2 separate regions of the Homo sapiens genome follow, and region 2 is linked to region 1. Evidence: read pairs that join two places in POLR2A ChIA-PET (ENCODE). Cell type or tissue: PC-9. All regions are shown on one strand. Links, peaks and the distances in the headings refer to the core of each region. The heading gives the core; the rest is flanking DNA. Region 1 holds the start of OR2V1 (olfactory receptor family 2 subfamily V member 1). Region 2 holds the start of LINC00847 (long intergenic non-protein coding RNA 847).

The links. Peaks named below come from ENCODE experiments on the same cell type or tissue, not always from the same donor. Only the 100,000 strongest peaks of a DNase experiment are listed, where the experiment ranks them.
Region 2: POLR2A ChIA-PET joins it to region 1 with 5 read pairs; 1 of 35 experiments calls an interaction of 5 or more read pairs at or near these places.

The regions. Positions count from the first base shown.
Region 1 is chr5:181,127,512-181,144,975 of GRCh38, reverse strand. OR2V1 (olfactory receptor family 2 subfamily V member 1) reads left to right here and starts at 13,807. Exons shown (of 4, transcript NM_001258283.2): 1 at 13,807-13,926; 2 at 14,761-14,803; 3 at 15,401-15,456. RefSeq lists enhancers at 6,422-6,921, 14,520-15,021. In PC-9, for the core only: a CTCF peak has its summit at 6,578 (motif pointing left); no DNase peak of the experiment used is centred there; H3K4me3 peaks cover 599 bases; H3K27ac peaks cover 1,000 bases.
Region 2 is chr5:180,822,248-180,831,407 of GRCh38, reverse strand. HEIH (hepatocellular carcinoma up-regulated EZH2-associated long non-coding RNA) reads left to right here. Exons shown (of 1, transcript NR_045680.1): 1 at 1-1,454. It overlaps LINC00847 (long intergenic non-protein coding RNA 847), which reads right to left and starts at 451. Exons shown (of 3, transcript NR_045679.1): 1 at 179-451. It also overlaps a transcript of ZFP62 not described here. RefSeq lists silencers at 176-225, 6,445-6,739. In PC-9, for the core only: no CTCF peak of the experiment used is centred there; a DNase peak (open chromatin) is centred at 5,087.

The sequences.
Region 1 (17,464 bases), core at 6,004-11,003:
ATAACATATTTATACAAATACAGCCCAAAGAAAACCAAACACCATTTCATATTTGATAATGCTTCTTGTATAATTTTTATACCAAATAAGCCAAATAATGTCATCTTTGGACTTAGGGAACCTAATACATTAGAGGATTACTTAGGTCACAAATATACATAATTAATAATTTAATTTAGAAAAGTTTGTCAACTATCAAAGGTTTAAAACACTTGATATCACAGGTCATTTAAAATAGGATCCTTAAGCAACAACTTCCCAGGAGAGGCTCTTGAAACTCCACAAAGTAAACAGAACACCCCAAAAGGGGTGAGCGGTGCCTTTGCTCTGCATCCTTTAAAGGGGTTCAAGTCATGAGAAGCCTTCTTTAGATTTTTTGGTACTGCAGAAGGCAAAGGGGGTAGGAGGTATAGGGTGAAGAAAAGTAAATTAAAGAACATTTATTTTATTTCTGTTTATTTCTATTTTTTATTTTTTATTTTTTTTGAGATGGAGTCTCACTCTGTCACCCAGGCTGGAGTGCAGTAGCACGATCTCAGCTCACTGCAACCTCCGCCTCCCTGGTTCAAGTGATTCTCCTGCCTCAGCCTCCTGAGTAGCTGGGATTACAGGTGCGCATCACCACGCCTGGCCAATTTTTGTACTTTTAGTAGAGACGTAGTTTCATCATGTTGGTCAAGCTGGTCTCGAACTCCTGACCTTGTGATCCGCCCACCTCAGCCTCCCAAAGTGCTGGGATTACAGGCGTGAGCCACTGCACCCAGCCAAGAACATTTATTTTTTTAAGACGGAAAGCAAACACAGAAACCAAGCTCATTTGTGTTTTGTTTTGTTTTGTTTTGTTTTTGCTTTGCTTTTTCCTCTTTTGCAGCTGCAAGGAGTTTTAGCCTAATTAGAGAGGCTTTGTTACCAACCATAATTTGGAATTCTCACTCGGATTTGATGAAGTCAGGTAGAGTTGGTCAAATCTGATGGGAGAAAGACCAGAACAAACAACAACAACAACAAATCCCAACAATAAGATCACTCAGTGCTGTAATGGGAAGAAGAAATTCAGACCAGCTGGTCATTAAACATTAGCCAAGACAAAACTATTCAGCTACTTACCTAGGGATGGGTCTGAGGCTGTAGACTGCTTTCTACCATCCTAGAAGCAGGAAAAACAACTGGAACTCATCTTCCCTTCTGGGAGTGAGCTCAAACTCCATAAAGGAGTTACGTGCCTTCCATCTTCAGGGAAGCAGGAGATCTTGCCTTCCTTGTTGGAAGCAAGTGAAATTCCAAAAAAGGGGAGTTGTTCAGGAAAATAAACTTTAGATCTTGACCTTTAGATCAGGAAAAAAACTTTAGATTTTGGGAGATCAGGGATTCTCTGGAGGAGGTACTCTCAGACCTCAGCAAGTTGTCCTATTGGTTTGAGCCATAAAGTTGGCTCATGCTGGTCCCAAGCACCGATAGGAGATCTGTCAAAGGTCAGGGGCATCTCCACTCAGAATCCCCCTGTGGTTACCAAAACGTGAACCCCAAATATCTGAGACAATCTTGGTTAATTTAGAAAGTTTATTTTGCCAAGATTCAGGACGTGCACCCGTGATACAGCCTCAGGAGGTCCTGAGAAGTGGCCAAGGTGGTCAGGGCACAGTTTGATTTTATGCATTTTAGAAGACATGAGACGTCAATCAGCATATGTAAAAAATGAACATTGGCTTGGTCTGGAGAGGCAGGGCAACTCAAAGCAAAGGCAGGACAACTCGAAGTGGGGAGGGGGCTTCCAGCTCATGGGTAAATAAGAGAAAAATGGTTGCATTTTTTTGAGTTCCTGATGAGCCTCTCCAAAGGAGGCACTCAGAAGATGCATCAGAGGGCTGACTTTGAATAGAATGGGAGGCAGGTTTGCCCTAAGCAGTTCCTAGCTTGACTTTTCCGTTTAGCTTAGTGATCTTAGGGCCCCAGGATTTATTTTCCTTTCACACAGGAATGCAGAGGATATTCTTGGTGTTCTACAGGATCCCCACATTCAGCACTTCCCAGTGAGCCCCAGCGCCCTCATGGGGTCTCCATCTCATACCTCATGGGAGGGAAAGAACAGCACCACATCCAGAGGAGTCGGGTGGAGGCATGTGGGCCTCGGTCATCACAAACCCTGACAGGCATTTCTGCAGGGCCAGTGCCTTCGTGGGTTGCTGGGGAGAGGGCTGAGGTGCACGGTTCCGATGCTGCCACCCGTGCAGGCACAGGCTGCACTGCCTTTCACTCTCAAGAGTGACCGTAAAGGTCACTCTGTGCTTGGCTTTATGTCTCCTGGAAATAGATCTCTTTTCAAAATGGCAAATTCATTGGAAACTCAATGGCGGAATCACCAACTCATCAGTTCCTTTTAACTGTTTGGTTTTATTTTACTGGTTTCCTTTTATTTTCACAACAGCAATAAAGCGTGTTTCACCTGCCATTCAAAGCTACTGGGGGCTTCAGCTGGAGACAAAACCACAGAGAACCTCAGTCAGATCAGAGGGCTGAGGGGAGACGGATTGTGGGGAGAGGGGCCAGTGTAGGGAGTGGACGCTGAGGACCTAGGAAAACAGGCCTTGGTCATGCTGGTTCCAGGGACAGCAAAGCGGGCTTTACAGAATCTCCCTACAATGCCAGCCTCCCTCTGTCCGAGCCTCCCTCTGGGCCATCCCTCCACAGCCAGCTGCTCTGCCCTTGGTCTGTGCAGGGGCCTGGTGTTTCCCCTCCACACTTTCGATCAAGCTGTTCTCCCCCGGGAACTTACTTTGCCTCTCTGTCTCCTCCTACTGAAACTTAACCAATCTACAGAGAAACATCTAAAGCTCCCCTTTACTCTTCCGACCTTCCAAAGACTCCATCCACAGCCCCTCCTCTGCTGTGAGCTCCTCCATGACAACACAGATGAGCCTGGAGGACTCTACACTCAGTGAAATAAGCCAGGCCCAGAAGGATAAATTCCGCACATCTCACTCGTATCTAGAATCTAAAACACACTCATGAAGGCAGAGCATACAAAGGCGGATCACAGGCTGGGGCTCGGGGGCCTGGGGAGATTTTGGTGAAAGAGTATACACAGTTTCAGTTAGGAGGGATACATTTTTGAGATCTATCTCACAGCACGGTGACTATAGTTAATAATATGTATTGTATGCTTTGAAATTGCTAAGAAAGTAGATTCCTGATGTTCTCATCATTAGATGTGGATGTTGACCTTAGTGTACACAGACCCCAGTTCAGTTTGGTACGAATAATTTTAAAATATCCTCCCAAAAGAAAGTCCAAGACCAAATGGCTTCAGTGATACATTCTACCATAAATTTAGGGAGGAAACAATAACAGTCTTCCAGGGATGTTTTAAAAAGGGAGTGGAGACTCTTCCCACGACTCTTCCCGCTCATTCTGTGAGGACAGCATAACTTTCTAGCCAACACATGGCAAGGATGTTACAAGAAGGGAAAGTTACAGGCCATTTTCTCTCATGAATATAGATACAAAAATCTTAAGCAGCAAAATATTAGCTAATCGACGACAGTGATATATAAAAAGAATATTACACAACAAAAGTTGTATTAATTCCATGAATGTTATGGTGGTTTAACATGAAAAAACCAATCCGTGTAAATGTTGTAAGCACAGCCAGGATTTGTGTGAATCAGGTGTGGTTAGACGCACAGACACATAAGTGCCTGTCGTGGGGGAAGACGTTTGCACACTCACAGATTCCCCAGAAACAGGAGTAAGGCACCCCAGGCATGGCCACATGGGGATGTAGCAGGGTCCTTTAGGAGGCAGAGGGAGCTGGGAAACATGGGCTGAGCCTGTGTTGTGGTTTCTGTGGGGAGGAATGGGCAAGGCAGGGCAAGAAGGGTTAGGACCTGCCAGTCTGAGTAATTTCTGTGGGCTCTGGGACATAGGGGCAGTTCCTCGCTGTTGGTACCTGCCCTGGGGTGAGTAGGGCAGGTGCACAGGGTCCAGAATATGAGAGCCCAGTAAGGAGGCAGCTGGGGCCTGGGCTCTGGGTTGGTTGGTCTGCAGAGGAAAGGTGAGCTCGAGAGCATCTGTGACTGTGTCTGAGAATGAGCCAGCCTGGGAGGGGCGGTCCTTCCAGGATCAGTAAGGCCCCAGTGTGTCCAGGCACCAAATGCAGAAAACAAAAAAGCATGATTAACACAGTAAATCAAAATATGAGCAGTAGAAAAGGGGAAAACATGATCTTCTCAAAGGATGCAGAACTGCCATTTAGTGACATTCAACACCCATTCACAATCAAGCTTATAGTAAGCTAGGGATGGAAAACAACTTCTATTTTCCACTGCCTATACTTTTGTGTACACTTGAGATTTTCCTTAATAAATGTTTAAAGTTGCTTATGCATCTAGAATAAGACTAATAAAGATGTGCAAAGAGCCCATGCCACAAAACATTGCTGAGGGAAATCACAGAAGCTCAATGGAGGGATAGATCATATTCATGGGTTTCGACACTCCACGTTGTAAGAATGTCCGTTCTCACCAAAACGGTCTGTAGGTCCAACGCAGCTGCAATCAAAATCCCTGCAGAACTTTTGTAGAAATTGCTTATTCTGAAAACTGTATAAACATGTAAATAGCCAGGTAGAGTCAAGATGATCTTAAAGAAAATAGAAGTTACCAGATAGTAAGATTTATTTTTAAAACACAGCATTTAAGAGAGTTGGTATTGCCACAAAGATAGGCAGTAGACAAAATAGAAAAAAGAATCTAGGAACACATATTCTATTTTATAGAACAAAGTATTGCCTGATTAAACAAAATAAAAGAAAAAAAGAAAGAAAAGAGAGTCAAAAAGCAACCAGCTTGAAGCCAAACTAGTTAGAAATAATAGTGACCATCGCCAAGGACTCTTTCGGCACCATGCCAGACACCGTGATAAGAGAGCTGCGTGGTCTTCTCACTCACTCCCCCAGCCATGACAGGGCCATTACAATCCCCACTTAACAGACCACTTAACAGACTACCCCACTTAACAGACTACTATCTATATAGTGACTATATGCTACTATGAACAGACTACTATCTATATACTACTATCCCCACTTAACAGACTACTATCTATAGAGTAACTATATGCTACTATGAACAGACTACTATCTATATAGTAACTATATACTGCTATGAACAGACTACTATCTATAGAGTAACTATATACTGCTATGAACAGACTACTATCTATATACTACTATCCCCACTTAACAGACTACTATCTATATAGTGACTATATGCTACTATTAACAGACTACTGTGTATATACTACTATCCCCACTTAACAGACTACTATCTATATAGTAACTATATACTACTATGAACAGACTACTATCTATATAGTGACTATATGCTACTATGAACAGACTACTATCTATATACTACTATCCCCACTTAACAGACTACTATCTATAGAGTAACTATATACTACTATGAACAGACTACTATCTATATGCTACTATCCCCACTTAACAGACTACTATCTATATAGTGACTATATGCTACTATGAACAGACTACTATCTATATACTACTATCCCCACTTAACAGACTGCTATCTATAGAGTAACTATATACTACTATGAACAGACTACTATCTATAGAGTAACTATATACTACTATGAACAGACTACTATCTATAGAGTAACTATATACTGCTATGAACAGACTACTATCTATATACTACTATCCCCACTTAACAGACTACTATCTATAGAGTAACTATATACTGCTATTAACAGGCTACTATCTATATAGTAACTATCTACTGCTATGAACAGACTACTATCTATATACTACTATCCCCACTTAACAGACTACTATCTATATACTACTATCCCCACTTAACAGACTACTATCTATATAGTAACTATATGCTACTATTAACAGACTACTATCTATATAGTGACTATATGCTACTATTAACAGACTACTATCTATATACTACTATCCCCACTTAACAGACTACTGTCTATGTAGTGACTATATACTGCTATGAACAGACTACTATCTATATGCTACTATCCCCACTTAACAGACTACTATCTGTATAGTAACTATATGCTACTATTAACAGACTACTATCTATATGCTACTATCCCCACTCAACAGACCCCACTTTCTGGGCCAGAGGCACAGAAAGGCAGGTGAGATAAAGCAGTTTGCTCGGCCACACAGCTGCCAGTGGTGGAGCTGCAGTCCACATCCAGGTAGTCTGACTGGAGAGCTAATTGTTAACAATTTCAGATACTGACAAGTGCTATGAAGAAAACAAAACATTCTACTTGAGGAGCGTTTACTTAAAAAAAAAAACAAAATAAAATAAAATGGGGTCATTCATGTGCCAGGAAGAGGCTGGTGAGGGAGCCTCGGGAGAACTGTACATCAAGAGCATCCCCAAGGGTGACTCATTAGGATCAACATCCAGTGGGGCTGAGAGCAGCAGCAGCGAGTGTTATCTCAGAGACAGACCCACAGCAAGACAGGAGATGTGCACAGGTCACAGACCGGCCTAGGGGAAGGAGACGGGCCAGCCCTGAGTCTCACCCTCTGCTGGTTCCCAGCTGCTACTTCAGGATTTGCTACCTCAGGGCTGGGCACAGCAGGGAGGAGAGTGAGCAGAGGGAAATGAAGAGTCTCATGGGGCTGACCCCCTTGGGTCTTTGGAGTTGCCCAGCCAAATGTTGGTCTTCCTTCCAAAGACTCTGTGTGTGAGCTCTCCCGGGCCCCCATCTGCCACGCACCATCCCCACAAGGTGGACGGCCCTCAGCTTTTCAATGGCCCTGCTGGGCTGGCCAGCCTGGACTCTCAGACCACCAGCCCGAAAGATTTGATCAAATATGCCTGTATCATTTACCAAGAAACTCTACCCCGCTATGTATCATATTTAAAAGCCAGCTTCATTATGTGCTATTTTTTTTTCTGGACTCTTATTTCTGTGGCTGGAGTACACGGTAGGTTCAAGCTCTCTTTCAAGATGGCTTAAGCCCAGCCAGCATCTGGGGTAGCCACTTAGCTCTCAGGAAGCACCGCCCACGTCCCTCCGTGGGCTCCCCTTTCACTCCACCATCCAGACAGCTCCAGCCACCCTCTCACACTCAGGTCTCCCTAAGCAAGCGTCGAGGAGCGGTTCCTGTGACCCCTCGTAATTCCCAGGCCCCTCCACAGGCCTGAGAGTGTGTGGGATGCACACCGCCTGACACCTCCCTCAGGAAGTCCAGGTTCTACAAGTCTCAGCTGTATGGCACTCCTTCTGACCTGTCGCATCTTTGTTTTCTCTCTTTTTCAAAATATGTTAAAATTTTCATTGTGGTTTCTTATTTAACTCCTGGGTTATCTAGAAGATTATTACCTCATTTCTGGGTGTATGTGTTTTCTAATTATTCTCTTCATTAATTAACTCCTAGCTTAATCAGAACCTGATCAGATTTAAGTGCTCTAAAATAATTTGGGACTTGATTTATGGCCCAGTGTGTGATCAGTTTTGGCACCTGTTCTGTGTGCACTCGGAGAAAATGTGTGTTTTGTAGTAGTTGGGTGCAATTTTCTATAGATGTCCACAGATCAATTTGCTACTCAAATTCTTCAAATTTTCTATATCCTTACTGATATTTTAGTTACCTTGTTCTAAAATAACTAAGACAATTGTGCTAAAATCTCACATTATTTTTGTGAACTTGTCTATTTCCACTTTTTTTTTTTTTTTTGAGACGGAGTCTCGCTGTGTCGCCCAGGCTGGAGTGCAGTGGCGCGATCTCAGCTCACTGCAAGCTCCGTCTCCCGGGTTCACGCCATTCTCTTGCCTCAGCCTCCCGAGTAGCTGGGACTACAGGCGCCCCCCACCACACCGGCTAATTTTTTGTATTTTTAGTACAGACAGGGTTTCACTGTGTTAGCCAGGATGGTCTCGATCTCCTGACCTTGTGATCTGCACACCTCAACCTTCCAAAGTGCTGGGATTATAGGCGTGAGCCCCCGTGTCTGGCCTATTTCCACTTTTAGTTCCGTCAAATTTCCCTTTGTATATTTGAGGTTATATATGTACATGTGTATATACATATTGTTGCTGTATCTTCTTGGAGGGTTGATCCTTTTGTGAAATACCTTTTCTTCCAGTTTAGCTTAATGCTTTTACGTCTGCTTTGCCTGAATTTAGCATTGACTTCATCACATTTGTTGTTATTGTTGGCTGGGTATGTATTTGTCCCTCCTTTTGTTTTATACCTGTTAATATCCTAAATTTTAAGAGCAAATATTAATATTTTTTAAAAAATTGAGCCTGATATCTTCATCTCTTTTTTTTTTTGAGATGGAGTCACGCCTGATTACAGGCATGAGCCACTGTGCCTGGCCCATCTCTTATTTGATGTATTTAGTCCATTTACATTTAATGTACATGTAATGTCTGGATCAGTTTGCCAGGGCTAACTTATCATAGTACCACAGACGAAGTGGCTTAAACAATAGAAATTTATTTTCTCAGAAGGAAACAAGTCAATTTGGATTAGGGCCCACCCTAAGAGCCTCATTTTAATTTAATCACCTCCATTACACCCATCACCAAATATAGTCACATTTGGAGGTACTGAGGATTAGGGCTTCAATATATAAATTTTGAGGGATATAATTAAGCTCATACCAATATCTGATATATTTAGGTTTAAATCCATAATCTTACTATTTGATTTTTACTTGTCCTACTTTGCTTATCTTTCTCTCCCTGCCTTTTTTGGGGGCACTTAGGAGAGGAACTAAGAAAGTGATATTTGGTCAGGTGCGGTGGCTCATGCCTGTCATCTCAGCACTTTGGAAGGTCGAAGCAGGAGGATGACTTGACTCTAGGAGTTTGAGACCAGCTTGGCTAACATGGTGAAACCCCCTCTCTACTTAAAATACAAAAATTAGCTGGGCGGTGATGCAGGCCTATAATCCCAGCTACTCAGGAAGCTGAGGCAGGAGAATCACTTGAGTCCAGGAGGCGGAGGTTGCAGTGAGCTGAGATTGTACCACTGCACTCACTCCAGCCTGGGTGACAGAGCGAGACTCTGTCTCAAAGAAAAAAAGTGGTATTTGCCATTTATTTCTTCTTTCTCTAATAACTTAGTTATTTTCTTTATTCTTTAAGTGGCGACCTGGAAATTACAAGCCACATACCTCACTTACTGGTGCCTCATATAAAGATGTATTTTTGCTACTTCCTGGCTTTCACGAGGACCTTAGAACGCGTTAGTTCCCCACCACTCCGCCTTCTTTGTCGTTGTTTTTATGCAGTTAGATTCTACACATATCTCAAACCCCACGCAGCCTCACTAACCTGATTTGATATTGTCAATATGCAGATGGATTCACTCACACATTTACCCTTTCTGTTGTTCTCCAGACCCCTCTTTGCATGTCCATCCTCTGGGATCATTTTCCTTCTGCTTCTGCTTGTAGAATTCCTTTTAGGGTTTTGTATTTTGCTCTTTGTTTTGGTTCCTTTTTTCATTTTTGTGGTTTTGTTTTGTTTTGGTGCAAATCTTCTGACAGAAAATACTCTAAAAGTTTTTGTTTGCATGAATTCATCTTTATTTGCCTTCATCTTAAAATAATATTTCTGTTGGAACTATAATTCTATGTGGGCAGTAATTTTATTCCAAGACGTTAAGGGTGCCATGTTAGCTTTCATCACTGTTGTGTGTGTGTGTGTGTGTGTGTGTGTGTTGAAAAGCCTGCTGTTAGTCTTCTTGTTGCAGTGTGTGTGTGTGTGTGTGTGTGTTGAAAAGCCTGCTGTTAGTCTTCTTGTTGCACTTTTTAATGTACTTTGTTTTTTCTTCTGGATACTGCTAACACTTTTCTGTTTGTTTTGCTTCTCAGCTGTAATGCTGTGGTGAGCCTAGCTTGGACTTCTTTGTATTCTTCTTGCTATTAGTTAACAGAGTTTCTTAATCTGTGACTTGATCTCTTTCATCACTTTAAAAAATTGCTCCACCCATATTTTTTTCTTTCTTTTCTTTCTTTTTTTTTTTAATTGAGACAGGGTCTCACTCTTTTGCCCAGGCTGGAGTGCAGTGACACAATCTTGGCTCACTGCAGCCTCAGCCTCCTGTGCTTAAGTGATCCTCCTGCCTCAGTCTCCCAAGCAGCTGGGTCCACAGGTGCCCACCACTGCACCTGGCTAATTTTTAAATTTTTTGTAGAGATGGGGTCTCTCTATTTTGCCCAGGCTGGTCTCCAACTCCTGGCCTCAAGTGATCCTCATGCCTTGGCCTCCCAAAGTGCTGAGATTACAGGCATCAGCCATGAGACCTGGCTTTTACCACCCCTCGGCTTCCATCTATATCTTTTAAAAATATTGTTTCCATCCTGTTCTTTCCTGCCCCTCTACTTTTGGGACTCCAGCAGCACTGAAGTGAGACCTTGCTATGCCCGTGTGTTTCTCACCCTCCCTTCCATGGTTTGTATTCTCTTCTCTCTGTGTTTCAGCCTTGGTTTTGTCTGTTGACCTCTTACTCAGTTCACTAACTATCTGTGTCTAAACTATTGCCAAATCTATCTATTGAGTTGTTTATTTAGTTTTTGATACTTTCAGTTCTAGAGTTTCGTTTTATTCTTTTCAAAGGTTACAGGTGTCTGGTGAAATTATCCGTCTTGGTTTTTTTCTCTCGAGCATCGTGATAACAGTTAATTTAAAGCTCATGAATGGCAACGCCAGTCTGGATCTCCTTTAAGTTTGTTTCTTTTTTGTCTTTTTGAATTTGGTCATTTTATCCTGTCCCTAGAATGCCTGGTAATTTTTTCTTGAATGGCAGACAAATGATGCGAATAATCTGAAGCTGTGGGTAATATCCTTTTCTTCTAGAGAAGATTTACCGTTCCTTATGTGGGGCAGCTAGATGAGCAGCTGGTTTCCTTAAGCCAGTCTGTGGCTGATGCGTGTGAACCTGTGGCTGATCCGCGTGAAGCTGGGTTCAGTCTTTGTGAGAATTCTCTATTTCTGATTAATAATTACTCTTAGTGTGTAGTGTTCCTGGGGTCCTAGCTGGAGGTCAGGGTGTTTTTGAGGTCTCTAAACCCAATTTCTTCCCTCCCAGATCTGTGAGATGACAAGAGGCTTCGCTCAGCTTCCCAGCCTCTGGGCCCTGTGCCAGGGATGAGTCAGCAAATGCCTGGAGAGGAAAAGCACCACCCAATGTCCAGCTCAGCCGAGAACACATCCCCGGGTCTCAGACCCTTGAGTCGTGGCTGTTTCCGCATCTTTATAATCACTTATAAAATATTTCATTTTTAGATTTTATCCAATTTCTCCAATTGTTCTTATCATGAAAGTTGTTCTTATACAAACTAGTCCACAGTGGCTGAAATTTTTTTACTTTTTGATATAATTTTGATTTTTAATTGTATGAAACATGTACTGAAGTCCAATTATAAAATAAAGCACACTTACAGATGTGTAGTTTTAGCGAGGAGTGGCGGCTCTTGCCTGTAATCCCAGCACTTTGGGAGGCTGAGGAGGGTGACTGCTTGAAGCCAGAAGTTTGAGACCAGCCTGGGCAACATAGCAAGACTCATCTCTACAAAAAATTAAAGAATCACCCGGGTGTGGTGGCATGCTCCTGGGGTCCTAGCTGCTCAGGGGCTGAGGCAGGAGGATCTCTGGAGCTCAGGAGAGTGCCCTTGCCTCAGGAGTTGGAGGCTGCAGTGAGCCATGTTGGCACTGCTGCACTCCAGCCTGGGCCACAGAGCAAGACCCTGTCTCTTAAAAGAAAAAAAAAACCTAGTTTCTGTCTCTGTCTCGTACACACATTTCTTCCCTCCTGCTATGTGGAACCGTATTTATTAGTTTGCAATTATCCTTTTATAGTTGATTTTGAAAATGTAAAAAACAACCTTGTCCATAGATTTCCTCCTTTCTCACGGCAGAAGCAGCAGGCTGTGTTCTGTTCTGCACCATGCTTTTTCCCTCCTTACCTCCTGAAGATCCCTCCAGTGTAGAAGAAGAAACACTTGATGTTCTTTTTACAGTCGTACGGCACTCTGTTATGTGGATACATTACAGTTTACTCAACCAGTGTGGAGTGACCTTCCAGGTTCTTGTTATAGAGCATTTTAGACACACCTAAAACCTGGAAGCATCGTATAATGAACTTCTCTGCACTCACCACCCGGTGCTGGCAATTGGCAGCTCAGGGTCAACACCGTTCCGTCTACTCCCCACCCACCTCTCCCTCTCCCCTTCACAACTGGATTATCTACAAATAAGTTTCAGAAATCACATAGTTTCCTCAGTAAATACATCAGTAAGTTTCTCTAAAATATCAAGAATAAAACATAATAATAGGATGAGCATTTAAGAAGAATTCTTAACAGAGAAACATCAATAATGACATTTCCTGGACATTTATGTGACAGCTGCTGCTTTCATTTTAGTACAAAAATTAGGGGAGGTTGAAAATTTGAATGTCCTAGACAATAATTTTTTTTTTTGAGACAGGGTCTGGCTCTGTTGCCCAGGCTGAAGTGCAGGGGTGTGATCTCAGCTCACTGCAGCCCTGACCTCATGGGCTTAAATGATCCTCCCACCTCAGCCTCCAGAGTAGCTGGGACCACAGACACGCACCACCGTGCCAGATTAAACATTTTTAAATTAAGATACTCATGTAAAAGACAGTGCTTCTATTTATGCAGGGCAGTTCTCCAAATAAATCAGTTCAGACATCCTAGTAACTTATTTGAGAAAAACGGACATTTCAAAGAGTATCCCCACCTCCCTTAAAATCTGAAAGGACACATAATATGATTGCTGTTAGCAGACTCTTCTCCCTTCTCTACTGTGGGACTCCAAGCCCCAAGTTAGTCTTGATTTAGGCTGTGTCAAGGGGACCAACACTGAATTGAATGTGAGATTCAAATTTTGATTTTCAATGGACTGGATTTTAGAATATATAAATGAGCCTTCGTCTTACCACCCAAAGTCACCAGAAAACTCTTGATCTGCATGAGATGTCATGAAGATGTGGAGAATGAATTGTGATGTCTTATTTAAAAGCAGTGGCTGTACAAAAATAAAAGTGTTTCCTTGTTTGCACATGATCAAAAGTTCCCCCTGAATAATACGATAAAAGGCAATACAAGAGCTGTCAGCAGGCCATGGACATACGCTGCCAGAGTGTAGACAGGAAGCCATGGCCGGCGGAGGTCATGGTGGATTGAGTTCCGGAGGAATCTGAATGGAGGTGGGCTTGAGCTCGGTCTTGGGGAATTAGATAAGGCTGAAGAGTAACAGAGGAAGAAGACAGAGGAAGTGCCGGTGGGGAGAAGTGGCTGGAGAAAAAGTGTGAGTGTGGAAAGCGTTGGGTGCATAGGAGGATAGAGGAGAAGGCCGGTGTGGGAGAGGAGTGGGAGACGCTGCAGGTCCAGTCCTCAAAAGCCAGCCTGCCCCACTCCAGCTGCGAGGTGGCCATTCCCTTCCTCCCTAGTCTACCTCTCTCTGCCCCGGTCTTCCTGTGTCTCCCTCATGGCCTCCTCGCCTGCATGTTCCTCAGACTCCTGCCATAGCTGGAAGCTGGATCAGGAAGAGGGCACACACCAAAAGTGTGGTAGCAAAGACACACAAGGAAGTCGAGATTCAGAAGGAACAAACGCCTCTGGTGTCTGAGCCATGTGGCAAGGGGATTTCAAGCACATTGGCCCCTGAGAAAATGGCCTGCTTCCATGGGACATAAATAGCCACAGAGTGACCATAAAATGCATCCTCCGATGTGAAATGCTCTTGAGAGTAAAAGGCAGTGGCAGCATCAGAACCGTGGACTTCAGCCCCATCCCCAGCAGCCCACGAAGACACTGACCCTGCAGAAACGCCTGTCAGGTTTATGAGGATCCCAACCAGGCCCCCAGGCTCCACCCGACTCTCGTGAAGGTGGGGCTGTTCTTTCCCTCCCACGAGGCTGTAGACCCCTTGAGCAAGGACTGTGTCCAGAGCCCCCCACCCAGTGCTTTGCATGTCACGGGTGATGTAGGCTGACTTAATGGGGGCAGGTGAAGGACAGGTGTGGGGTGCAGCGAGGGCCCAAGGGACAGCTGTGACATGGAGACCCCATGAGGGCCCTGGAGGTCGCTGGGAAGTGCTGATGTGTGTGTGGGGGGGCAATGTAGGGCACCAAGAATGTCCTCCGCATTCCTGTATTCCTCTGCCCTGCGTTCCTCCTCCCCCAGCTGGGTTTCCTCACGCTGTCCCCACTGGCCCTGCTCCTGTTCCTGTCCCCAGGTCCCTCTGTGGGTCTTTTTAATTGTAATCTTGGGAGCACCTCTTCCAGGGCTGGAGTCTGTGGGGTCCCCTGGGAGCTGAGGTCTGAAGTCAGCTTCCCCTCTTCACCCCGTGTCTGGGTTCAGTACCTGTGTGGGCAGTGGGAGGCGGTTCTGCCACCTGGCCAGAGCCAGGGTGTCCTGGAGGCAGGTGGGAATCCTGGGTGGGCTCAGGGCACTGCTCCTGGCTCCACCTCTCCTGCCAGCACCAGCTCCTTCCCTGAGCCTGTTTCTCCCTCTGAGAGGAGGCTGTGGTCTGTGTGAGCCTTGCTCTCTGAGCCTGAGGGGCCACTGGAGGCTGAGGGTGCCGTGGGCTCCACAACCCGATGAGTAGTCGGTGCGGGCTGAGGAAGGAGGTTGGGGCTGCGGCTCCTCCTGTCCCCCGACCCAGTGGGAGCAAACACAGGAGGATGAGTGCATGGCTCTGACGCTAGGAACTCCTCCACAGGTGACTCTGCTGAGTTTGTTCCCCTGCAGGGACCCACCCACAGGTGAGTGAGGGTCTTGTCCTGTCGTCCCCTCTCTCTTCCCTGCAGCTCCTGCTCCCATTGCTGGTTCACGTCCCCATTTATCTTGTTCATCAGCACTTGCTCTTCCTCCTGCTGTCTGCCTCCATCAGGGTGTAACTGTTTCGTGTGGGTGTTTGGAGGGGCATCCGTCTTCTGGTGTGATGTTTCTCCTCACTCTTTCTTCTCGTTCTCTTCCTTTGACCCACCTCTCTCTCTTTCCTTGGTGTCCTACTCCCCTTTTCCCGTCCCCCTCCCTCTGTCTGGGTTGGAGACTGGGCTCTAGGTCCCTGGGGTGGAGGATGGTCCACAGCAGGAAGACAAGGACAGATGTGTGGGGAGTGCGAAGGTGAAGGAGCAGGAAGGAGGGGGCTGATGTGGGACGGGGTCCTCCCGTGCCGGGGAGAATATTGCAGAGATGCAGTGGCTTCTTCTATGTTGTGGTTTCTAGGAAGAAAAGTGAAGCCATTAACTAAACACCCAACGGAAAGGTCTGAAATTAGAGAGCAGGAAGATAAGCCAGTGAGAGGCAAGAATAAATTCTGTTGTGTTTCATAATACAATTTTTTTTTTCTGAGACAGGATCTTGCCGTCTGTGTCCTGAGAGGCACAAGTGGCTGGTGCCTCTGAACATGGTGGTAAGGCTGGGAGACCGTTCTTCTGCTGGGGCATCTGGTGTATTTTGCTGGTTGATATGGCTGAGAGGGTGCTTGGTCGCTGTGGGAACAGATTTGCTCCTGTAGAAACCCCCTCCAAATCACACAATGTCATAGCTCTATCATTCAGGCTGGAGTGCAGTGGTGTGATCGTAGCTCACTGCAGCCTCAAATTCCTAGGCTCAAGTGATCTGCCTCAGTCTTCCAAGTAACTGGAACTACAGGTGCACACCACCACGCCCAGGTAATGTTTTATTTTATTTTTATTTTGGAGACAAAGCTCGCTCTGTCACCCAGGCTGGAGTGCAGTGGCGTGAACATAGATCACTGCCAGCTTGAACTTTCAGGCTCAAACGATCCTTCCACCTCAGCCACCTGAGTAGCTGGGACTACAGATGTGTGCCACAATAGCCTGGCTAATTTTCTCTGTTTTTTGAATAGAGATGAGGTCTCGTTTATGTTGCCCAGGCTGGTCTCAAACTCCTACCTCGAGCTATCCTTCTGCCTCAGCCTTTCAAAGTTTTGGAATTACAGGTGTGAGCCAGGGTACTTGGCCAACAAAATTTTTATGCATTCAACAAATATTGACTGAGCTCATAACAGATGTGCCAGACCCTGTTCCGGGAGCCAGGGATCCCACCACGAGCACCCGTGGCACCGGGGAACACGGGTTCTAGTTGGGAAAGCAGAGAACAGACACCCACATGAGCAGCCTGGGGCCTGCCTTGCATATATGCCTGCTGTGGGAACCAAGGCAGGGAAGGGAGGCAGAAGAAGAAGGATTTCAGCTCTAAATGGGTGCTGAGGGAAGGCTTTGCTGAGAAGGCGAGGAGGAGGTGAGGGAGCAAGGCAGGGCCAGTCTGGGAAGAGCCTTCTGCACGGAGGTGAGAGAAAGTGTCCAGGCCCCCTGGAGCTGGCCTTGTCCTGCCGTGTGGGAGCAGCTCCAGGAGGCAGGGAGACCGGCATGGAGGGAATCCCGGGAGAGTGGAAGGAAAGGCGTGGGTGGTGGTGGAGGGCTGCTGATGAGTCTTGCATTTCCTCTGGAAGTACTTTGGCTTTATTCCTGCAGAGATGGGTCCACCCCAGGACTACGTGACAAATAGACCAGGTTGGGCTGGGGTGTGCCAGCGTAGACTGGGAGGCAAATGCAGTTGGGGCCGTTGCCATCCTCCAGGGACACTCTAGAGGTGGTGTGGCCAGGTGGGAGCTGGCAGGGATGCGTGCTGGCTGGGGGGTATGTTTTGCAAGGGGAGCCAGCAGGGGTTTCTGATGTTTGGGGCGTGTGTGTGTGTGTGTGTGTGTGTGTGTGAGGAGAGGACAGGAGTCCAGGATGATGCGAGTGTTGTGACCTGTCAATCTGGACAGATCTGCCACTCACTGAGCTGAGAGCGGGAGAACAGGCGTTTCTCCAGGGGAGAGCAGGTGGTCTGTTTGGCCACTTCGGGTGGAACAAGCCCGTGACACAGCTGAGGGGAGAGGTTGAGTGCACAGTGGGTGTAAGAGTCTGAGTGCAAAGGAACCATGCAGGATGGAGGGAGAAGTGGCATCAGTCAACCATGCAGTATTGTAGTTTAAGAGACTGGGGGAGGGGGGAGTGGGACGTGCATGTCCTGGGAGGTGCCTGTGGCTGGTGCCTCTGGACACGGTGGTAGGGCTGGGCATCCCTTCTTCTGCTGGGGGATCTGGGGGAACCTGGTTTGTTTCGCTGCTGGGTGGAACCTGCGGCTGGTGTGGCTGAGATGGTGCTTGGTCGCTGTGGGAATAGATCTCTCCTGTAGAAATCCCCTCCACATCACTCCAGGGGTCATCAGTGGCAAGGACCCCGGGAACTCCCTCCTGGGCATGAACCAGGACAAGCTCCCTGACCTAGGGCCACAGATCAAGCAGCCATCTCCAGGGTCCTGGGCCTGGGCAGGCCCATCCCAGTTTAGGAAATTCCCCGGGGTCCTGGCACAGAGAGCGTGGTGTCCCGTGGAGCAGCCTCATTTAA
Region 2 (9,160 bases), core at 3,182-8,181, 310 kb after region 1:
AAACCAGGAAGCTGCGCGATGGCGCCACGGCCCCTCTTCTCCCGGCCTGTGTCCGGAAGGTTTCCCTCCGAGGCGCCCCGGCTCCCGCAAGCGGAGGAGAGGGCGGGACGTGCCGGGGCCGGAGCTCAGAGGCCCTGGGGCCGCTCTGCTCTCCCGCCATCGCAAGGGCGGCGCTGACCTGAGGCCTCCCCGCAAAGGTCCCCGAGGCGGCGGCGGCGGCGGGCTGTGAGAACCGCAGAAGAACGCTGGGCGCGCAGCGACCCGTCCACCCCCGCGAGGAGAGACTTCCACAGAGGCAGCGTTTCCACAGCCCAAAGCCACGTTTCTAGGGTGATGCAGCCCCAGTAAGTTCCTGGCGGGGAAGCTCACGGCTGTCAAAAGAACTCTTCGCTCCAGCCGGCGCACGAAGGGGAGGAGGGCAGGAGGCTGCCGCCCGCACAGGTCATCTGATCACGTCGCCCGCCCTAGTCTGCTTTTGTGAATCTCCACTTTGTTCAACCCCCACCCGCCGTCTCTCCCTCCCTGCGCCTTCCCTCTAACCTTAAAGACCCAGCTACCTCTACGCAAATGGTAGCTACCTCTGCGCAGGTGGAAGTTGAGTTCGGTTCACGCGGGACCCTCTTCCCTGTGGCAAGCTGCTGAAGGAGACCTGCTGTTACTGCTTTAGCTGCTGTTCTGCTTAATCTCAGACAGCTGGAAGGTAGTATTCCGCCCTCGCCCAGCCACCCGAGTAAATGAGAATGATGACTGACTGAGACCCTGATGGTGGTGGCTTAGGCTTAATCTCAGACAGCTGGAAGGTAGTATTCCGCCCTCACCCAGCCACCCGAGTAAATGAGAATGATGACTGACTGAGACCCTGATGGTGGTGGCTTAGGCAAGATGAACGTCTGAAATGGAGGCCCAGGGCTGCCACGATGGCTCTGTAGTCATCAGGGAGGGAGCTCCTTTTATCTTGTTACCTACTCCCCTCTTGTGCCCCTTTCTTCCCTTGATCTAAGAAGGTTGCTCCGGATCTCGCCATCTGGCCTGCGTTCAATCAGCAGAAGCTTCCTGGAGGAGCAGGAGGAGGCACTGTGCTCGCATCACATACCAGTGGCCAGAAGTTGGCTTCAGGGAAGCTCAGGAAATAGGATGCGAGAAGCCATGAGACCTCCCCAAACTCTGCAGTAACAGAGTCAACAAGACAATGGCTTAAAGATGGAGAGACCAGTTGATCGGTCACACAAGCTGTTCCACGATAATTCTTGTGTCAGAAGGGGAGGCTGACTACCAGGACCACTGGCCCCACTTCCAGCCCCTCCATTCTGAGTACACTTCAGAGGGCTCTGGCAGGGTGAGGGGGTCTTGGTGGTGCCACAGAGAGTAAAGGTCTAGCACACCCATTGTGGAGATATTTCATGGGGACAACCCAGTGACTTCACTTGAAGTAAAGTGGGATTTTCCAACCTTGAGATTCTTATTTTCTTTGGTATGCGTGTGGAAGAAGTATGAAGGTGGGGGTTGGGAGGGAGAGCAAATGAGCTGTGTGTATGAGGAGCTGGGGCCTGGCTCTTGACAATATCACCCACCCCCACCCCAGGCTTTCCTTGGGGCAGAAAGACTATGGCCGGGGCTTTCAGTGTCGGCTCCGAGGTATAGAGGTATAACCAGTGCTTTTGGCTAAGTCACGTCACTGATGAGCTTCTCTTTCCACCTTGGCAAACCAATTCTTCTGTAAAATGGTCTTCAAAGTTTCTTTTTTAAAGCAGAGAAACTTATTTTTCAGATAAAAATTTAGATAGAACTATCGGGGGAACCCGATAGGGGCCAGATATCGGGGGAACCCACCCCCAATATTTCAACATAGGTTCTTTCTATTTTCCATAAATGTTGGCCGGCTGAGAAATAAAGAGTACAAAGAGCGGAATTTTACAGCTGGGCCACCGGGGGTGACATCACATATTGGTAGGACCGTGATGCTCACCTGAGCCGTAAAACCAGCAGGTTTTTATTAAGGATTTCAAAAGGGGAGGGAGTGTACGAACAGGGAGTAGGAACAAAGATCATATGCTTCAAAGGGCAAAAGGCAGAACAAAGATCACATGCTTCTGAGGAAACAGGACAAAGGGCAAAAGGCAGAACAAAGATCACATGCCTCTGAGGAAACAGGACAAAGGGCAAAAGGCAGAACAAAGATCACATGCCTCTGAGGAAACAGGACAAAGGGCAAAAGGCAGAACAAAGATCACATGCTTCTGAGGAAACAGGACAAGGGGCAAAAGGCAGAACTCCTGATAAGGGTCTATGTTCAGTGGTGCACGTAGTGTCTTGATAAACACCTTAACAGAAAACAGGGTCTAAGAGCAGAGAACCGGTCTGACCAAAAATTTACCAGGATGGAGTTTCCCAATCCTAATAAGGCTGAGGGTACTGCAGGAGACCAGGACGTATCTCAGTCCTTATCGCTACCGCATAGGACAGACACTCCCAGAGCAGCCATTTATAGACCTACCCCCAGGAATGCATTCCTTTCCCAGGGTCTTAATTATTAATATTCCTTGCTAGGAAAAGAATTCAGCAATATCTTCCCTACTTGCACGTCCATTTATAGGCTCTCTGCAAGAAGAAAAATATGGCTCTTTTTGCCTGACCCCGCAGGCAGTCAGACCTTATGGTTGTCTTCCCTTGTTCCCTAAAAATTGCTGTTATTCTGTTCTTTTTCAAGGTGCACTGATTTCATATTGTTCAAACACACGTTTTATAATCAATTTGTACAGTTAACACAATTATCATAGTGATCCTGAGGTGACATACATGCTCAGCTTATGAAGATAACAGGATTAAGAGATTAAAGTAAAGACAGGCATAAGAAATTATAAAAGCATTATTTGGGAACTGATAAATGTCCATATTAAAATAAAATCTTCACAATTTATGTTCTTCTGCCACAGCTCCAGCTGGTCCTTCCATTCGGGGTCCCTGACTTCCCGCAACATAGAACCCTCAAATAGATGAAGGTGGAGCTTCTTGGGTAGAGACTGGAGGATTGGGGTGTTGCCCACCGGGCCTTACGGACTCTCCTGAGTGATCTGAGTCACCTCCAAAGAGCTAGGTGTCAACTCCAAAACACCCTGTGTCCCTTTCTTCCATTTAGTAATCGAAGCCTTACCACCAGAGGTTTGGCAGGGCACGTTGAAGGGGTGGGTTGCCCCTCCACACCTGTGGGTGTTTCTCGTTAGGTGGAACGAGAGACTTGGAAAAGAAAAAGACACAGAGACAAAGTATAGAGAAAGAAATAAGGGGGCCCGGGGAACCAGCGTTCAGCATATGGAGGATCCCGCCAGCCTCTGAGTTCCCTTAGTATTTATTGATCATTTGTGGGTGTTTCTCCGAGAGGGGGATGTGTCAGGGTCACAAGACAATAGCGGGGAGAGAGTCAGCAGACAAACACGTGAACAAAGGTCTTTGCATCATAGACAAGGTAAAGAATCAAGTGCTGTGCTTTTAGATATGCATACACATAAACATCTCAATGCTTTACAAAGCAGTATTGCTGCCCGCATGTCCCACCTCCAGCCCTAAGGCGGTTTTTCCCTATCTCAGTAGATGGAACGTAAATTGGGTTTTATACCGAGACATTCCATTGCCCAGGGACGGGCAGGAGACAGATGCCTTCCTCTTGTCTCAACTGCAAGAGGCATGCCTTCCTCTTATACTAATCCTCCTCAGCACAGACCCTTTACGGGTGTCGGGCTGGGGGACGGTCAGGTCTTTCCCTTCCCATGAGGCCATATTGCAGACTATCACATGGGGAGAAACCTTGGACAATACCTGGCTTTCCTCAGCAGAGGTCCCTGCGGCCTTCCGCAGTGTTTGTGTCCCTGGGTACTTGAGATTAGGGAGTGGTGATGACTCTTAAGGAGCATGCTGCCTTCAAGCATCTGTTTAACAAAGCACACCCTGCACAGCCCTTAATCCATTTAACCCTGAGTTGACACAGCACACGTTTCAGGGAGCACAGGGTTGGGGGTAAGGTCACAGATTAACAGAATCTCAAGGCAGAATTTTTCTTAGTACAGAACAGAATGGAGTCTCCTACGTCTACTTCTTTCTATACAGACACAGTAACAATCTGATCTCTCTTTCTTTTCCCCACAGCACGTGCCCAGCTTCCTTTCAAGTCTCTGGCCAATGCAATGTGAGCAGAAGTGAAGGGGCAACTTTCAGGTGATGACTTGGAAAAGAAAGCTTAGTCCTCTGCTTCTCCTGTCACCCGAAAGAGAAACAGAGGCTTGTCTTGTTGAAGCCAGTGTGTTTGGTGTCTTTTTGTATAGTGGCTTAGACAGTGGCCTAACTAGAAGACCAAGGCTCAAAGGAACACATTTTGAGCTTCTCCACAGTTTGAGAACCTCTACATTACCTACACCAAGCCTTCCCCAGCACTCAATTTATGGAAGACCATTTCTCTTCTCATGACACATGTCCTCATGTTGCTTTGGCCTGTTTTAAAGCTTTCTCAACTCCATCTCAATAAAGAAATCTGCAGCTTTGTTGGATGAGAGGATCTAAAAAGTTCGTTCTTCCAATCGGTTGTAAATATAGACACTAATTTATAAACTGACACAGGAACACACAGCAAATTAGTAGAAAATCCGATTCCTGTTCCCTTTTCTCCTTGCATTGTTTCCTGCCAATGCTCACCATTTCTTTATCCTTTCCACTCTTCCTTGCTCCTCCTTCCCTTTAATTTTTCTCTGTTGTGCCTAAATAAGCTGTCCATGCATGGCACTCCATGGGCTCTGATAACAGACTCAACAAGACAATGACTTAAAGATGGAGTGACCAGCTGATCAGTCACACAAGTTGTTCCAGTGTAATTATTTTCACAGGTGTCTCAGTTTGGATGATAAATTATATGAACACTCTACTTACAGAACAAAGACCTTTATTTATGTCTCTCTTGCTTCAAAGTCCAAGGTGAGCATGCCTGCCTGGCAGCTCTGCCTCAATTCCTTTTAAATCATTCCTTTGTCATACTTCAGCACACTGCTGTCATCTGTATGGTTGAGCTGGACTGCTGCCATGTTGAGTCACCAGTGACTTTTTGATTCTTTAATTCCCAGTTTGACTGGCATTCCTCTGTGTGTGTGTATTTAGTTCTATGCAGTTTTATCACATGTGTAGGCTTGTGTAACCACTGCCACAGCCAAGATACAGAACAGCCAAGTTTGTTTTTGTTCACTGTCATCTCTCCAAAACCTAGTGCAATGCCTGGCAAAAAGACACTCAGTACATACTTGTTGATGGGGGAATGAATGAATGAATGGTGTGCTAATTGGGGTTTTAAGATGCAAAACCCAAGCAGTGTAAGTGAGGTACATGTGGCGGTCTAGAGGTAGGACCAGCAGGATAGCTGTGCCGTCTATCTCTGGGCCAGGCAACTGCTGCAGTCCTACCATGTCCCCAGCAGATGGGCAGGGGAAAGGCAGGGCCCAGTCTTTACAGGGGCAGGTCCTGGAGTTGCACACCTCACTTCCCCTCATATCCTACAGGCCAGAACTTAGGTGCAGGTACACACCAAGCTGCATAGGAGGCCGAGGTAGATGGTATTACTTGCCTGCAATTCTTCCTTCCCTCTTTTCTCTTACTAATGTTCACCAAAGTGGAGAGTACTTTTCCACAACTCATGCAGGGCTTTGGCCAATGGAATGTGGGCAGAAGCGAGTTTGTTAGTTCTGAGCTGAGGCCTTAGGAGGCCTCTTGTGTCTCTGCTCGTCCTCTGGCCCTGTTGCCACCCCAGGTGGTCACTGGTCCAGAGGATGAGAGACAAGTGAAGCAGCCCTGACTCGGCTCACAGCTTGAAGCAGAGCGGCCTCCACCAGCCTGCAAGAAAAATAAATGACTTTTTTGATAAGCCACTGAGAGTTTGAGGTTGCCTACCGTGAGCTCAGCCTTAACTGAGTGAGTTCTACTAGTAACGAAGGGGAGAATGAACATTTGTGGACTTCGAGCATTCTGCAGTATGAGAGGGGCCCCTCTCTGGATGGAGCAGGGAAGACCTGACCTGTAGGGACTCCTTAGGGGTCCAGAGCAAAGCCCAGGCGGCTTAGTTAGACGGCATGCTCTCCTGGGACTCTCATGGGCAGACAGACTGGAGATCAGCTGAACTGGGGCCAGCTGGAAACACCTCTGTCTGGAGACATCTTGGGGATAAAGGGAAGTTTGGGGTGGGAAGAATGATAATGGAAAGCTGCGTCCAAACAAATAAAACTGTCGCATTAACAAGTTGAAGAAGAGTTTTCCCAGTGAGTCGAGAACTGGTGCTAATAATAGAAGCCTCAAACAGCTGTGCATTTTGCCATATTAAATAGTTCATTTGTGTCTGTCTGTTGCCAGCACAGCTGTAGAGAATGATGCTGCTCCAGTTTGATCCAATACAGTATTTGGAATGCATGGAAAAGATCACTGATGCCTTTACCTGATGCCTTACCTCTGAAGGATATTTCTCCACATAATCGGCCCTCGGTTTTGTGCTGAATGCAGCTGTTGAAGGAAGCAGCTCTCTGTATTACTTGCTGATTATCCTGCCAACAGGAATTTGGGTGTGCGGAAATGGCATCAAATTCTTTCCACTGGGAAAGTGCTAGCAACAAACAAGAGGTTAAAAAGCTTTTGAAAGCACAGCAATTTGGGTGTGAATATCCATTCTGAGGTGGATGAATTAGTTCCTGATAAAGTATTGGCTGCTTATTTGAAACTGGTTGAGGAAAAGAAAACATGGCTTTAAAAAGCTCTTCAAATACAAATATATCCTCAATTTTATCTGCTTTTTACTGATATTTATCTGTCTGCCTTCTATTATGAAAATTTTCAACACTGAAAAATGTCAAAAGAAACCACAAATGCTTTTCATCTAGATTCAATGGTTGTTAACGTTTTACCATATTTGGTTTTTCTCCTCTCTCTGTCTCCCCACAAACACATGATACACACCATTTTTGAAAATAAGTTGTCAGTATGGCATCATGATCCGTAAGTGCTTCAATATGAATCTCCTAAGAATAAAGAAAATCTCCTGTATAACCGCAATACCACTATCATACCTAGGAAACTTAACAATGATTCTACAATCACAACTAATATCCAAGTCATTTTAAAATTTTTGCAATTGTACCTTAAATGTTTGTATGCAGTTTCCCCCGAGAGCTAATCAAGGCTTATGGATTCCATCTGGAGGCTAATCTGGAAAATCTCCCCCACCTTAACTTCTGTTTGGTTTTGATTTACGACATTGACTTGAGGAATCTGGGCCAGCTGTCTTAGAGAAGGTCACACATCCCTGGCTTGCCCGATTGTTTCCTGATGGTGTCCTTTAACTTTTACTTTTAAGCCCTTATAATGGAAGTTAGGTTTTAGGTTTGAATAAACTTTTTTCTTTTATTTATTTATTTATTTGGCTATAAAGAATACTTTACAGGTATTCCATGAGGAGGTCCTCACACTGGGTTTTTGCCAGCAGCGATGCTCAGGGGGATGACCTGTTGAGAAAGTAATTATTATATGTCCATGAGAAGGTACCTTTGCCTGGAACATCAACTGAGGCAAAGTTTACATGCTATTGCTTTGCAGGGTGGGGGTGCAATGCTGTGAAAGGGGAAAAATGAATTGAGGGGGAAACTACAAGATGGTCTGCTGCTGAATTAGCCACTGCTTGATAAACAGCACAGCTGGCCGCTTGGCTATGTGAGACATCTTTGGAGGTGCTGTGTAGCTCCGTTGCACCTCAGAGGAGTCCTACAAGGCAAAGCTCACGTGGTGGTAAAGCACTTGTACTTCAGGATTGTGTTGCTAGCTGCCTCGACACAGCCACTGGGAAAGCCAGTTCACCCGGGGCTCCTGCTGGACCTGGGCACAGGAGTTGCTGCAGCTCCTGCCCTGGCAGGTGGAATGACATGGCCTTGCCAAAGACAGCGGTGCCTGTCATTATAGGAGGTAAGGTGACAAGGTGGAAGCTGGAACTTTGCGGCCATCACTGGAGCTGCTTTACCTAGGATCAGGGTAGTGGGTCCCCAGGGGCAGGCAGGGTCAAATGGATGTGCTGGCTGGGTATAAATTGGATCCAACATTTTTTTCCTTTTAAATTACTGAATGATTTGTGGGGTGTACTTTGCCCCTGTAGGAATATTCTATTGCCCTGCCACGTTTATGTAATGGTTTCAGTATCCATTGATTATTCTTGCCTGTACCATTTATTACAGCAGGAGATGCAAGATATGAGGGTTAGTTATGTTCGTTACCACTAGGGTGTCATCGTACGCTTTTTCAGGAACACAACTAGGATGCTTTATTTACATATGTAATGAATATATATATAATAAAAATATATATATAATGAAATAGTATGAGTTTGTATTGCTATTGAAATTTAACATAAGTGTTTACATTATTTTTTTATATTTTATCTTTTTCCTCTTATACAGAAAAATTCCTAGTTCCTAATAATATTGATATATAGATATAGTCAGAGTAATATGTTCAAGTTACCCAAATTAACCTTTTTGTTTATTGTTGGTTTGGATCAATTTTATATAGAGTTGGTCATTTATTTCTCTTAAGGTACAATTTTAAGGCATTTTCCTTTATAAATTACTTTTATTTCTGAATATATAGAGAATAAATGGTTCAAAAATCAACATTGTGTAAAAACATTTGATCAGAGAAGTCTCACGCCTGTGCACATCCCCACCACCCTGCCCCAGTCTCCCTACAAGGATAGGTCATCAAGTTGATTCGTTTCTGGTTTTTCCTCTCCTGTGTTTCTTTTTGCAAACATGAGCAAGTACATATATACATTTTAATTTATCCTTCTTTCTTACACAAAATGTGGCGCACTATACACTCTGTTCTGTCTTGCTTCTCTCTCTTAATAATGTATGTTCAAGGCATCATTCCACATTGGTTCACAGACACCTTAAATACCAATTTTTTTTTTTTAGATGGAGTCTTGCTGTGTTGCCCAGGCTGGAGTGCAGTGGCACGATCTCGGTTCACTACAACCTCCACCTCCTGGGTTCAAGCAATTCTCCTGCCTCAGCTTCCCGAGTAGCTGGGATTACAGGTGCCCACCACCATGCCCGACTCATTTTTTGTATTTTTAGTAGAGACGGGGTTTCACCAT